2 separate regions of the Homo sapiens genome follow, and region 2 is linked to region 1. A link is a loop called in an ENCODE intact Hi-C map of the cell type or tissue named here. Cell type or tissue: PC-3. All regions are shown on one strand.

Region 1 (8,000 bases):
AAATAAGAAAAAAGAAAAAGATTTTAAAATTACATCTTGGCATCTTTAAGCATTTTACATTTAAAAAAAGATTTTAAAATTATTATGTAGACTTAGAAAAGTCCTTATTGTATTAATTGCTAATCTTTCACAAGCTCTACCTTATAAATTGTTATTGAGTCACTGATGCTGTTTCCTTCTTATGGTAAATTGCCTAGTGTACACTGAGTAGATCACAAGGAATAGGCTATTTGGTGGAATTTCCATATACTTCTCCCAATAGGTAAGTTACGCATTTGCCTAGTGTCAGTTTCCTTTCTTCCCAAATCTCTTTAGGCCTGTTATATTTGTCACTGTAAATTACATAGACTAACAAAATATCTACAAAGAAATGACACCTGCAGAAAAATGGAATTGTTCCCTTGAAAACGAAGTCAGGTAGCTTTACACAGAGTTCATAAATAGATTTTATAAGGGTGAGAGCCTAAGAATGTATTTCCCTTGATTTAAGTAGGGGAGATACAACTATAAAGATTCAAAAAGAAAATCACAACACACCTAAAGGCTTTTCAACTCAGAATGCTTCCAAGTTCCTAAGTTGTTTCCACTATAAAGAAACGGAAACTGGCAAGCATGTACAATGAAATATGAAATATGGGTATGGTGTAAGTAAGAACGGCAACCTGAAACTCCAGTCACTTCAGTGGACACATACTTGAGAGAAACATTCTTGGCTCTTCATCAAAGATGTGCAAAAACCTGCATACTCTATGTATTAAGTTAAAATATATTACTAGAATTATAGAAAATTTATATCATATTTTTATGATTCTCTACTTTAAAAACTTTTTAAAATTCCCAGACCAGCTATTTGTCCTAATTATGTCTGTTAAGAGAGCTCCATAGTATTTTAAACTCAATATTTTCTTTCCCTTAAAATGAGACATAATGTAATTGCGGTGTTAAAGCTATTCATTAACATTCCTGGAACAAGAGCTAGAAAGCTAAGCCTGGTTTATGAATTAGCATTTGGGAAGCAAAAAGGTAGAAAAACATATTTTTGTCATATATATAATTTGTAAGGTTGTGTATGTGGGAAGTTGGAAAGCAGAGTTTTAAAACGTTGGGATATAAGAGAAAGTTTTTTTCATTCATCAATATCAAATATTTATTATATGAGGTAATACATGGGGTCTTTAAGGAGGCAAGAACCGAAGTTAGACTGCTTCTGTTCAAATTTCAGATCTGCTAAGATTTTTATTTTATTTAAAAAGTAAATTCATTTTATCTCCCTCCCCTCCCCTCTCCTCCCCTCCCCTCTTCTCTCCTCTCCTTTCCTTTTTTATTTTCTTCTTTCTTGAGATGGAGTCTCGCTCTATGGCCCAGGCTGGAGTGCAGTGGCACGATCTCAGCTCACTGCCACCTCCGCCTCCTGGTTTCAAGCAATTCTCCTGCCTCAGCCTCCCGAATAGCTAGGACCCCAGGCATGCGCCACCATGCCCAGCTAATTTTTGTATTTTTGGTAGAGACAGGGTTTCCCCATGTTGGCCAGGCTGGTCTCGAACTCCTGACTTTGTGATCCGCCTGCCTCAGCCTCCCAAAGTGCTGTGATTACAGGCGTGAGCCACCATGCCTGGCTCATTTTATTTCTTTAGCTCTTGTCTCCTCTCTAAAAAGGGATTAATAGTAATATCGACTGTATAGTGTAATTGATGATTAAATGAGATCATAAACATAAAGACTTGTGAGAGTGCGTGGTCCAAAATATATGTTTGATAAGTATTATACATCACCAACATTATCATTATTGTTGGTGAAACATTGTTGTTGAGAAAGATTGTGTGTGCAAAGAAATGTATGTTGTGCACGTGGGTGTTTGTCCCCTACATGAACTGGGCCAGTAGTTCCTTTATAAATGAAGATAGCACAGAGATATGATTTCTCTACCAAAATAAATAAATAAATTAAATAAATAAATAAAACAATAAAAACAAAAACCTATTTCCACTTCTTACTCTAGGTAAATGCAGTCAGATATATTGTACTCCCTACTGCAAAATACTCATAATAGTCCTGATTTTAATTTTAAGTTCTTAAAAAGTGATTGTACAGAAGTCCTGGTTTCAGTTAATATGGTTGATTGCATTGGAATGATTTATAACACAGGATGTGAAAAGAATTCTAAAAGCAGGCATCATAGCTCCATTGTTGGAAGTATTTTTTTCTTTCTATTTAGTCATCCTGGGAGGCACCCTGGGAGGCAAACACAGCATGGGAGGAATATTCTTAGGGTGGAAAGGGAGTTGGGATAAGAGACGAATAAACAGTGTAAGAGATGACACATAAAAAGGAAATAGTCACTGGGGCTTTTCTCATCCAACTTTGGTCCTCAATGCTGGGAAAAGATGTGTGATGAGTTTTTGGAAGCTGTCTCCTCCTACATCTCTGTAGCACTACGTGCCACTCCATCCCTCCAACTCTTTCTCTGGGAGGCTGTCCGTGATACTAGGAAATGGTATCTTGGTCTTTAATGTACTACATTAATTTAGAAGATGAGCTGGATTTGATACAATGATCTTTGGTGCATTACTGGTTCTGACCTCAGAGACAGCAAAATTGCATATGTGTTTATACTTTCATAGGACCCATTTATAATTTTAGACTTGAAGTTGGTTGGGAAATTTTTAAAAAATGAAATCATGTGAAAATTTTGCAGTAACTCATTGTAGGCTGAACCTTGGCTAAAGGCCATCCTAAGGAAGCAGATGTTTGCGTATTTTAATTTTCTGGCAGGGAATATGAGTTTACATTTGGATTTTTTCCTTAAGATAATATGTATGTACAGTAGGAGGAAAACCTATAGGGCCCTTCATCAAACTGCTTCCCAACATGTCTGTGGGCAGGTTCCATGTGAGATGTGAAACATAACAAACTTCATTAGTTACCAGAATTCTTAACATCCTTCTCTTTTGATGTTCAAAGAGCACTGCAAGTCACCAAATGAGATGGAATACATGGCCTCTGTCCTTATACAAGTCCCTGCAAGCTATCAGCAAACAAGTCAAAAATTGGTGAAAAATTCTGTCTTGTTTATATTTTCTAACTACTTTCCAGACACTAGCGAACTCACGTAACAACTCAAAGTTAACAATTTTACAATAGTGTTTTATTATTTAGGAAATGGAACATACTTATTCATCACTTACTCTAGTAAGAACCCGCATCTTTCAGAAGATAACCTTAGCTGTCTTTAAGTTGCACGCTGGTTTTCTCTCTTTCTCTTAATTAGAAAAGATGATGTAGCTGGCAAAGATATAATAAATTCAGGCAATGAGCTACTCATGTGACTGCTCACACAAATGTGGGAAGGCTTGGTTAAGTACAAATTACTTTGTAAATAAAAAACATTATTATTTCTGTTGTTGGAAGAAACAGGAAGCAAAGAGAACTTAACTGGATGTGAGCACTTCTCTGATATGAGAAAGAGTTTTAAAAAATGATAGGAATAACTAAGAATCTCTGAAATAAGTACGAACTCAGAAAGCTGATAAATGTGGGCTGGTCTTTGTCTGTTAAATATCAAGAATTGCTATTAAATTTGAACTTAAGGCTTCTGTTTGCTTAGGCTAAAAACTTCAGTGAACAACAGATGGCAGTATTCTGCCTTTTAAAAGAATTATCTGACCATCTCTTTTAAAACAAGTGCTACTGCCTCATTAACAGGCAGAATTTAGTTTTTTTTCACAGAAAACAAAAAAAAAAGCTAAAAAAGAATAACTTACATAAGTCTGCTGGTAGAAATAAAAAATTTAAAATGTGTCTTATCCCTCAGGATCATTGTTAAAGTGAAATTACAATTACATAATTAATGATTTGTCTAAGTTGCAAACATTTTAGTTGTTACGTTTCTCAATTTTTATAAGACATATTAGAAACGTGACTTCTTCCCATGCACAATTTGATTAACATTTTCCCACATGTAATTTTCTACTGTGATTAAAATATTAACACAAAACATCAAATGCCTTTGAACACACTGTTTTGTGGAACTTTACTGCCATTTGTTTTATCCATATCAACACTAGACTTTTTCCTGCCCCATATGCAATGGGTGTTTATCTAGGCTACTGACTTGCCTCTTCTACACTTAATCCAGGACATCTTCCCTGACTGCTTCAGGACCATACAAACATTTCCACGTTAATGCCTATTGGGATATTCCATTCATACTCTGAAAACAGCAGAAACGAAAGCAAGCCAAAAAACAAACAAACAAACAAACAAACAAACAAACAAAAAGCCTTGGAGCTATACCTTTTGAGAAACCTTGCATCTCTGACCAGATCTTACATATATACATAGATCCTCGTTGCAATAGCACCTGCCACAATTCTCGATTCAGCTTTTGGTATGTCTATATGTGATGGTCTGTCTTCCTCCTTCAGGCTCAAAGTTGTGCAAGGACAAGGGCAATGCTAGGTTTCATTCCCCCAGTGTGGTATCTGGTACTTTGTGGGCACTCAATAATATGAGAAATGATGACTGCATAAGTAACATACTCCAAACCTTCAAAGATAAGTAAATGCCCTCTCTCCAATTCTGTACCTTAAAAGACAAGTAAATTAAAGTGTTTGAGACAGTTCTTTGAAACAAATCACTGCTTTTCTGGAAGCCATCTTAAAACATTCAACCTCCTAGCACAATTGCATGTTCTAATCTCACACTTAAAGTATACTGAGAATTGTTACACTGAAATACTGGAGTCATGATTAAAAACTATTATTTAACAACCTGATTCTGGAATAAGCACTGTCCAGAAAACAGTGAAAATGCCAAGGAGAAGTAATAGTACTGACACAAAAAGCAATCCTACAAATTTTTCCACAATTGGGTACATACATGAAAAGAGTAAGCAAAGGATTAGGGTGTGTTTTCTGGAAAAGGAAAAGATCTTAACAGGCCTGGAGGTAAAGAATGGCCTTTTGAAGACAAAGCTCAGGTGAAGTACACAGTGCTTCAGTTTGAAAGGTTGACACTGGAGAGGTCTGAGGAAACAGATCATGGCAGGAATATGAGCCATATTCAAGAGCTTTGATTAACTAGTAAGGGCAATAAGAAAGTCCTGTAGAATACTGGCATCATCAGTATGTGTGGAGAGAGGAGTCAGGCTAGCTTTCAGGATGAAGGTTTGGGAAGATACGTAGCTAAGAGTCTTTCATAGAATGAGGAATCAAAAGAGAAGGAATCAGTTTGGACGAGGGTACTGAGGTATTTATTGGATGATTCCAGTGGCATATTAGGAGAGACTTCTGAACTGGAAATATACATTTGGGCATTGAAGACATATATATGGTCATTTCAACAGCATGTTGCCATGAAAGTGTGTGAAGAGAAAGGAGTATACTGAGGCTAGAGCCATAATCAATATCAACTTTTAAAAGCCAGGCAGAAGTGAAATCCACAAAAGGAAATAAGAAGGGACAAGTAAGAACTGGGAGTGTAGTGTCCATGGCACCAAGGAAATGTTAAGAAGCAAGGAGTGGTCAGCAGTGGATCAGTGTTTGAGAGATTAGTAAATCTTGAAAAATGTTTATGAGTTTAGTATTTGGAAGGTCACTGGCAACTCTACAGACTACAGTTTCAGTGAAACACTGAGGTAGCAAGCCACATTGCAATAAATTGAGCAATGAAAGGAAGATAGAAAAATGAAGATCATAGAGACAAGTCTCATGAAAACTGGCTGTAAAATGGAAGATAGATATATGTCAGTATCCAGAGGGAAAACAGGGTCTAAAGAGTTACTGAGCATGTGAACAGCATAAATGCTGAAGGGTAAACACAGTGGAATGATAAATAGATAAAAATCCAAGAGAAGGAAGTAAGGGGTACAGGAGTAACCTTTCACAATGGGAGATACCTTTTCCATGATAACAGTAAGAAAGAAGAATACAGATTTATAGGTGAGAAGTTAAACAAATTTTTATACGTTGACTTTTATTTACACTGTGAATTACACCGTGAATTGGGCACTGAGTCCCTTGCTGAAAACGTGATGTGGGCAATGTTGAGGTTAGAAGTACAAACGAGAATGAAAAGTTTTGAAAGAGGGATAAAAAAGAGCTGGCTAGATTCTCAAGCAATACAAAGGCCCGGTTGAGTACTTCCCAGTGTTACTCAGCATAAAATTTGACTTGAAAAGGCAACAAAGAGAAAACAGGAGAAGTATGACAGACAGGAAAGAAAGATTGGCCAACTGGACTGGAGATCCTGGTGAGGTGAAAGAACAGGTCTAGAGAGAGTAAGTGGGGGGCAGAGCAGAAAAGCTGGAAGAAGCATGAAGGCAGCACGTGGGGACTGCATAAGAAGGATGAATGGGTAAAGAAGTCCATTAGCAGACTAGACTCTCAGGCAGGGGAAGTTACTGCTTTTTATTAGCAGAAATGAAGGTTGAAAGGGAAGTATGAGGCTAGATTTCAGATGCCCAATAATGAAAGACAAAGATTTCTAATTCTATCAGTTGGTAACTGAATGACGAAAGATGGCTGACAAGGAAAATGATATAATCAAACAGTATGCAGTGCTTGAGGAAGATTAAGGTGTGGCATAGAAGAAGGCTGATTTGACCAAGGCTGCCACAACAATAAACATGGGAAACAAGGCCATTCACAGCATGAATGTCCCAGGAAGAAAAGAGTGAAAGTTACATTAAGGAGAATCATTTGCACTTGGAAATAGGTGAGATATGGCGACATAAGAAATGAAATAGATTTATTCCTATAATAGTCTTCTTTACTCTGTCTACAGTATTCTTTCAATTTCTTCTTTCAGAAATCTCTAAGTACCCCAGGCTTCACAAAATAATTTGTGAATAATTCACTTGTGAGTTAATAAAATCTATATTGTGTCTGACCAACTAAGAAAATGTTCCCCTTTGATAATCTCTATTGCCTTCCACAGTGTAAACATTTGAGGGGGCGGGTGATTTCAATAGCCCCCAATTTTTTAACACAACATTAAACACCTCATAAATGTATTTTAAAAGTCAGTAGGGCCTGGTGTGGTAGCTCACGCCTGTAATCCCAGTACTTTGGGAGACCAGGCAGATTACTTGAGGTCAGGTGTTCAAAACTAGCCTGGCAAACATGGTGAAACCCCATCTCTACTAAAAATACAAAAAATTAGCCGGGCGTGGTGGTGGGAGCCTGTAATCCCAGCTACTCAGGAGGCTGAGGCAGGAGAATTGCTTGGACCAAGGAGGCGGAGGTTGCAGTGAGCTGAGATCGCGCCATTGCACTCCAGCCTGGGAGACAGAGCAAGACTCCATCTCAAAATAATAATAATAATAATAATAATTAAAAAAAGAAATAAAAGTCAGTAAATTTCATTTGCTACAACTAATCAAGGATTCCATCAATCGAATAATAAAGTTTTCAAACTTAAAAATAGATCAAACTTCAAAACACTTGTAAAAATATTTTTGGAAAACAGAGTGTGTTTTCTCTAAAGAAACACTGTTAGAAGTGATTTTGAAGCTTATGAGCACAAAAAAAACATAAGTATGATAGAATTTTGTTTGTTTGTTTTCCACTGCAAATTTACCCTATTTCAATAATGTCACAAAGGGAATACAGAGGTACTGAAAAAATATCCATTTCTTCTTCATTCATTTGACAAATATTAACTGAAATCTATTGGGTACCTGGTACTATCTACACCTTAGGGCTACAGAGATGAATGAATCAGGGCTGCTACCTTTAGGTAGCTTGCAGTCTAGTGGAAGGCATTCAGGGAACTGAAAGGGGTTAGAGGATAAAGGAGAAAACCCTGTGGGTGTATCCAGTACCCCTGGTTATAAGAAGAGTGAAAGAAGTTGGTTGAAAGTGAAAACAGTTGTTTCTCAAAGTGCAGATCCTAAAACACCTGAATCTGTCCATGTGGTTCTTTTCCAAACTTTGAAAATGGTCACTCTGAACAGAGTCACCATTATCATTCATACCTCTCTTCAAAGTAGGATCAAAAAA
Region 2 (8,000 bases), 120 kb after region 1:
GAGCAAACATGTGGGAAAAATTCAGGTCATTCATTATTGGGGCATAAATGTTAACAATCAATGTCTCCCAGCCATAGCTGTTATCCTGACCTAAGACCCATCTGTCATCAACATCTAAATCAGTGAACATTATTTTCTGACTTAATTTTGCTGGAATAAAGCCATTTTGTCTGTAGGTGAGGCAAAAAAGGGGATTAACTATAAATTTTAAGTAAATGACATATCTTATGATCACATATATAAAACATCAGTTAGGCATTAATATATCTAAGCACAAATTATTTCCCCTCCTCTGTAGAGACTGATAGCCATGTACTGATTTTTCTTCCTTTCATATATAGAATATACATAGGACAAACCAAATAGTTATTTTATCTCATTTTCATGGCTACAATAGTTTACTGAGACCCAAAACAATGTTTTTTAAATCAAAATGGTAATAAGACTCTGGCATAAAGAAGGCTGTCATTTCTCATGCCCACCTCAAGACTTGCTTCTGCTGTCAGGGGCTGCCTGACAGGCTTACTGGCTATAACGCTCCAACTTTGTAAATCACAGCCAGACTCAGTCTTCACTAGGCATTTTCTGTATTCATCTCTAGAAACAACAAAATGAATGCATCCATTCTCTTGTCCATGCACGCAAATGAAAATAAAATACGAAGTCCTTAATGAAGGAAAGAAATGACTAAGAGAAAATAACTGCAAGTAAAAATCTATACTTAACTGTAAACTGAAGACATTTACATAGCCCAATTCAGATTCAGAGTGTGTTACTGATTTTGGAGTACGGTATTTGGAAATCTCTTTTATGATTCTCAAACAATTGATGTATTCCAGAAGAATTATTCGTTGATTGCTGAAGAATTATTAGTGAAAACTACTTACTAAAATATAAAATATCGCTTTGAACCTGGATACTTCTGGCATAATGATCCAGAATCATTAGGGGAACTGCTTCTTTTTCTCTTTTTTTTTTTTTTTTGGAGACAGGGACTCACTCTTGCCCAGACTGCAGTATAGTGGTGCAATTACAGCTCACGGCAGCCTCAACCTCCCAGGCTCAAGCAATCCCTCTATTCAGCCTCTCGAGTAGCTGGGACTACAGGTACACGTGGTGGCTTTGTACCTACAGTATACTCGAGAGGCTGAGGTAATTATTTGTTGTTATTGTTATTTTGTTTTTGTTGTTGTTGTTGTAAAGATGTCTCACTGTGTCACTCAGCCCGGGCTTGAACTCCTGGGTTCAAGGGATTCTTCCCCCTCGGCCTCCCATAGTGCTGGGATTACATACTGGTGTAAGCCATTGCACCAGCTGCGAATTGCATCTTGCTTTCCATACTGAAGAAGCTAATTCTTTTAAAAGCTTGTTCACTTAAAGAGAGATATTTGTCTCATGAAAACCAAAACAAAGTTAAATTTTTTAAATGTGAGTGAAGGTCGGCTTAATTTAACAAAGATCTGTAATTAGCAATTAAATGGAATCCTTAAAAATAAATATCAAGAATTCCTGTTCACCAACACTGAACAACACTGTCATATGCTTTTTTCAAATGGTGTGACTGGTATCATCCATTGAATCAAAGAAAACCCCAAACTCCACAATCAGGATAGGACTAATTTTGGAGGCATAAGGGGAGATTGGGTGGGGATGTTGGTAGAGTACGTGAAAAAGAGAGAGGTTGACTGGGAGGAAGAAGGTAAAAAGGATAATATAGTGCCCCTCTTGCCCCCCAAGAGTAAAGAGCTCAAGGAAAGGGTATTTTTGTTTTATTTGGTTTTAAGTGTTGTGCATTTCATAATGCTCCTGGGTAACGCTATAGATAGTATCAATGTCAATAGGAAGGAATATGCATTATGCTTTTATTTTTAATTATATTTGCTCTATGTGAAGAAACATAAAAACATAATTCCAACTGATGAGAATATATATCAATATGAGCTGTATTAAAAACTGTGTGAAAAACTTCAAAATGGGCAAAAAGAAAAAACATGACAAATTAGTAGGTTCCCTGACTAGCTCATGCATTTCTCTGGCTTTTATTGTCTTTGAGCCATTTTACAACTCTGAAAATAATAGAAACTGACAGCAATCTCATTTACTAACAGAAAAATAACAAAAATAGAAATGGATGTTGTATCCATTGGAATGCAATTGAATATTGCCTTGTAGAAACTGACCACTTTTTTTATTTATTTATTTTTTTTTCTTAAGCCTGAGTCTCTCTCTGTTGCCCAGGCTGGAGTGCAGTGGCGCAATCTTGGCTCGCTACAACTTCTGCCTCCTGGGTTCAAGCAATTCCCCCACCTCAGCCTCCCAAGTAGCTGGAATTAATTTTTTTTTTTTTTTTTTTTTTTTTTTTAGTAGAGACAGGGTTTCACCATGTTGACCAGGCTGGTCTCAAACTCTTGACCTCAAGTGATCTGCCTATCTCAGCCTCCCAAATTGCTGGGATTACAGGCATGAGCCACCGTGTCCAGCCTTATGCACCTTTTTGTAAATTCATTTAGCACTTCTTTTCTGACTTTAAATGTATGTGATACTTTAACTTCTCATTTGAATCAGTTGTAACATCTTACTGGTTCCCTCATTAATCAATCAGTTAAATGGAATTTTGGGCATACATTCATTCATATTTGTATAAGTCATAATTTATTTAAATTATTCTTTAGTTCTACACATAGGCATGTGAACACACACTCACAGACACTACGCCAGTCAAATTTAATATTATATTATGCTTGGATTTTAAGTACTTCTCTTCACATACTTCTCTTTATTTTTTAAAATTTGTTCAGTAAGCATTGATTATTTCAATAATTAGAAACAAAGTTTTAAAAAACTATGAAAAAAATTCAAGTAATGCTTTGAAAGTCTCTACACGTATCTCTAACTCTCAAACAAACATGTGATTTTAATATCTGTGATTAAGCCAAGCGTGGTGACTCATGCCTGTAATCCCAACACTTTGGGAGGCCAAGGCAGGCAGGTCACTTGAGGCCAGAAGCTGGAGACCAGCCTGGCCAACAGGGTGAAACCCCATCTCTACTAAAAATACAAAAACTAGCCAGATGTGGTGGCACATGCCTGTAATCCCAGCTACCTGGGAGGCTGACGCATGAGAATTGCTTGAACCTGGAAGGCGGGGGTTGCAGTGGATTGAGATTGCACCACTGCACTCCAGCACAGGTGACAGAGCAAGACTCTGTCTCAAAAAAACAAACAAATAAGCAAAAATCTTGGATTAGGTGAACCACATAGAAGCAGCCAGTTTCTAAATCACCACATCTATCATATTTTCCTTTTTAAAAACATGAGGAACATATACACTGGGAAGTAAGAATTGTTAATCTTAATGAATGTATCCCTCTGATATGGTTTGGCTGTGTCCCCACTCAAAATCTCATCTTGAATTGTAATCCCCATGATTCCGATGTGTCAAGGGAGACACCAAGTGGATGTAATTGAATCATGGGGATGGCTTCCCCATGCTATTCTCATGATAGTGAGTTCTCAAGAGATCTGATGGTTTTAAAGTGTTAGGCAGTTCCTCCTGTGTTCATTCTCCTTCCTGCCACCTTGCGAAGAAGGTGCATTGCTTCCCCTTCACCTTCCACCATGATTGTAAGTTTCCCGAGGCCTCCCCAGCCATGTAGAACTGTGAGCCAATTACAGCTCTTTCCTTTATAAATTACCCAGTCTCAGGCAGTTCTTTATAGCAGTGTGAAAACAGACTAATATATGCTCTATCAATATAAATGTCAAGGCAATATATTTTTAAAGGTCTATCAGCGATAGGCTAAAATAAGAATTTATAAATGTGCTCTAAAAGAACAACTATCCCTTGGATTTTATTAGGAGAAACACTAAAATATTAACAAAACCTCAAGCCGTGGCATCCAAATAGTAGTGAAGTAAGGTCCTTAGTCTTGTTGGTCAGGCCACAGACTCCTCAGTTGTTCCAAAGAACTCATCTGAATGATTGGATTTACAGTTTTGTTTTATTTTTTGCTAATCCAGAAAAACACAAATCTTTGTACTCCATAGCCTGCCATATTAAAAAAGAGCACAAATGCATTAAAGATAGTAATAATACTTAAAAGCAAAATTAAGTATATAAGTAAATACAAAAAGGTAAGTAAATGTCAGAAGGTTATAAGAACATTGATTTCATGTAAATGTAGATAGGTGAATCCTTAAAATGTGCTAGTTTTCATGTCAATATCAGCAGAGAGTTCATTATGAAATCTCAGTCCATTTTCTTACTAAATAACCCAGTATACTCGAATGAATAATCTTACTTTGTCTTATTCTAAGCCCTGAGAATATAAAGTACTCTGAAAATGTATTAACACTAATCAAAAAAGGACAAAACAAAGTTTCAGAATTCTTATGGGTTGAATTGTGTCCCCCCTAAAAAAAAACATATTTGCAGTTCTAATCCTCAGTGTGAATAAACATGACCTTATTTGAAAATAGGGTCATTGCTGATGATCAAGTTGGAGTCATTAGGCTAGGTTCCAATCCAATATGTCTGTGTCTTTATAAAAAAGAAATTTGGATTCAGAGACAGACATATAAAAAGAGGCATGGGAAGAATGCCATTACAAGCCAAGGAATGCTTGAGTCCCCAAAAGCTAGGAGAGAGGCACAGAATAGATTTTCCCTCGCAGCCCTCAGAAAGAACCAACTTGCTGACACCTTGATCTTCGACTTGCAGCCTCCAGAACTGTGGGACAATGCATTCCTATTGTTTAAGCAGCACAGTTTTTGGTACTTTGTGACAACAGCCCCAGGAAACTAATACAAAAATTGACATTTCATTGTCTAATTTCACATGCTACTTTTGATCTCAATAAAATATGCTGAAAGTTTGCTATTCTCTAAACATATTAAGAATGAATGACCAAGGTATTTTCTCAAGACTCATTTCTTTCCTCCAAATTCACCACCCATCAACACACAAACCACACCAAGAAAAGGAACAAAAATAAATAAATAAATCTTTGAAGATGATATAGTAATTTTTTAAACACGAATTACAACTGGCCTTTCTAGTCATCCGTACGTCAATGACCATTATTAGTTATGTTCCCTTAACATCAGTGATTTCACCCTTTACAGCCATACTTTCAAATTCTGAGGCCATTTCAAAGTGTATGTTTTATCCTACGTATAAAAATTAAATGAGCTAACGTAATAAAGAACAAAAGGTAAAAGACAAAGCAGAAAGTTTAAACAAAATTCAAGTCAAAAATTGCTGAAATGTTGATTAAACCTAATGGAGCTCATTAGCCATTAATAGATACCAGTGTTAAAGTGAAAAAGAATAAGCACATTGTGTTCTACAGAGAAACCCCTTTCCTTCAGAAATCACAGATACGCCAAAAATCACATTTTCCCTTACCCAATATGATGAGAAATTGTACAAGAGAGATACGTTGATTTGGGGGAACACTGATTATACTTAACTCTGTTTTTATTACAAATGGGTTTTATTTAATAAGCAACAGTTAAAATATTAAAGAAAAACCTTATATAAAAATTAAAACAGACTATTACTGAATTATATACATACCACTAAGCATAGCATACTTTTAAGAGATAAAAATCCCAAGGAAATTATAGTAACTACTTTGTTTAACTCAGAGGGACTAGTTTGAGGAGGGGAGATACAAATTTGTATGTATTGCAGAATTCTGTCTGCATGACCTACTATATAAAGAAATTAAGTACTTAGGTAACAGCTAAAAATATTCCAATATATACACAAGGAGATTTTTGAAAATACTCCAGAAAGAAGGCAAAATTTAAAGAAAAAACAAAAACAAAAAACTGTTCACTAAGCTATGAGTCAGTTGGATATGGGAGGAGTAAAGGAACCAGCAGGCTAGGAGGTTCCAGGCAGCCTGCTCACACATCCAGAGCCCTATAGACAAGTCTTACATGAGGAAAGTTAAAAGCATTATACATTTTTAAAATCACATTTTAAATGTCTATACATCTGCGCTCATAATTTTATCTGGAAGATAAAAGGCTATGAGAAGTAAAACATGTTGAGATTGGAACAAATATTAGATAATCCATCATTAATATTTATCTTTCCCTCCAAATTTTTCTTTGAGTTCAAAAAAGATTGAATTTTAATCTATACAGGAAGATGATTTCTCCATAACAATTAAACTAGAAAGTAGATTTCTAAACATTACAGTAAAAACAGAGTAATATAAGGAAATAGGAAAGGAACATCATGTGCTTTACATTTTAATAAAATACGTCAAAGATAAAAGTATCTCTCTATATTAAAAAGTCAAAGTTCTAATTCAAGTAACACATACTTGATACTGGGTTATTCTCAAAGCAGATACCATTTTACATGAATGAGCGTGATTTTTTTCTTCTCATTTGCAAGTCATTTGCCAGAATTTGTTACAGCTTACAATCTTTTAGAAGTTTGTTTGTTTTTTGTTTTTGTTGAGATGGAGTGTCGCTATGTCAACAGGCTGGAGTGCAGTGGTGCGATCTCGGCTCACTGCAACCTCCGCCTCCGGGGTTCAAACAATTCTCCTGGCTCAGCCTCCCCGGTAGCTGGAACTACAGGCGCCCACCACCACGCCCAGCTAATTTTTGTATTTTTAGTAGAGACGGGGCTTCAACATTTTGGCCAGGATGGTCCCGATATCCTGACCTCGCGATCCGCCCACCTCGGCCTCCCAAAGTGCTGGGATTACAGGAGTGAGCTACCGCGTAAGGCCTCTTTTAGAAGTTTTGAGATGAAGACTGATATGTAGGCATCAAATCTCCTTAGTAATGTTGTCTGAAAAAAGGATGTCTAGGAAAAGCAGTGCTATAAAGAGAGGAAATACAACTTTTATGTTTTAAAAAAATCAAGCAGAAACTTTTATTTGCCTAATTCCTACGTCATATCGTACTTTGCACTTTCTAGGAAAAAAATCTTTCCACAGAAACATGAAACATTGCTTTTGAAAGACTAGAAGCAACCAACTAAAAATTAAGCAATTGTTGCAAATTAAATCTGTAGTACAGCTGCATCCATTTAAAAAGAGCAGCTGCTGAAGAAATAAAAGTACATTCTCTGCATCAAACTACAAAACATTCAAAAACATAGTGACATTTGATTAAATGGATATTTATTAGAGACAGTTCCATATGGCTTTTACATAGATTCTTTCACATAAACACCAGCTTCTCTTTTTATGTTAGAAGTTGAGAAGTGCTTATCTCTAAAACAGTCAGACATACTTAGTTCCAATTTTGTCCATTGAGAAAAAAACTTTTATTTTAATGTGTATTATAGCTCAGCCAGCTTGATTATGTATAGCTGGGCTTCAATGTTTTGCACTGTTCAACTTTGTGTGCCAGAATCTGCTTCTCTTCATCTGAAACTCTTCTTATTCCTCAACTTGAACATGATTTTTTTCTTTCCCTACATGTGCCCAAGTAAAACACTGAAGTAAAGCTCATTCAAGAGAAAAGCACACTTATAGAAATGAGGGAATTTCTCTATGCCATGGCCTTCTGGTAAGTTATTCTGGAACAAAAATATTTGTGTTCCTATATGGCTTAGAAACATTCTTCTACATCAGGTTTTTTTTTTTTACAGAAAAAAAAATACATGTGTGCAATGAATACTTTTAGTCACTAAAATACTTTTCATTTCTTAGTTAAATGATCAATTATGTAATCACACGAGTCAAAACAACAGGGAGAAATAATCTTGTGCTTTCTGTACTTGTTAGAGAAAATTACTTGGGGACCTTGTTAAAAATATCTATTTCTCGCTGAGCGTGGTGGCTCACGCCTGTAATCCTAGCACTTTGGGAGGCCGAGGCAGGTGGATCACGAGGTCAGGAGATCGAGACCATCCTGGCTAACACGGTGAAATCCCGTCTCTACAAAAAATACAAAAAATTAGCTGGGCGTGGTGGCGGGCGCCTGTAGTCCCAGCTACTCGGGAGGCTGAGGCAGGAAAGCGGCGT

Evidence for each region. Peaks named below come from ENCODE experiments on the same cell type or tissue, not always from the same donor. Only the 100,000 strongest peaks of a DNase experiment are listed, where the experiment ranks them.
Region 2: it touches region 1 in a loop (12-fold over the local background); 8 of 110 quality-filtered maps call a loop at or near these places.

The regions. Positions count from the first base shown.
Region 1 is chr12:20,597,507-20,605,506 of GRCh38, reverse strand. The region is part of intron 2 of PDE3A (phosphodiesterase 3A); the gene reads right to left. Among named protein-coding and RNA genes, the nearest start is that of SLCO1C1, 94 kb to the left of the region's middle. In PC-3, a CTCF peak has its summit at 3,635 (motif pointing right); no DNase peak of the experiment used is centred here; H3K27ac peaks cover 2,324 bases.
Region 2 is chr12:20,481,864-20,489,863 of GRCh38, reverse strand. All of the region lies in intron 1 of PDE3A (phosphodiesterase 3A), which reads right to left. Among named protein-coding and RNA genes, the nearest start is that of PDE3A-AS1, 120 kb to the right of the region's middle. In PC-3, a CTCF peak has its summit at 3,428; no DNase peak of the experiment used is centred here.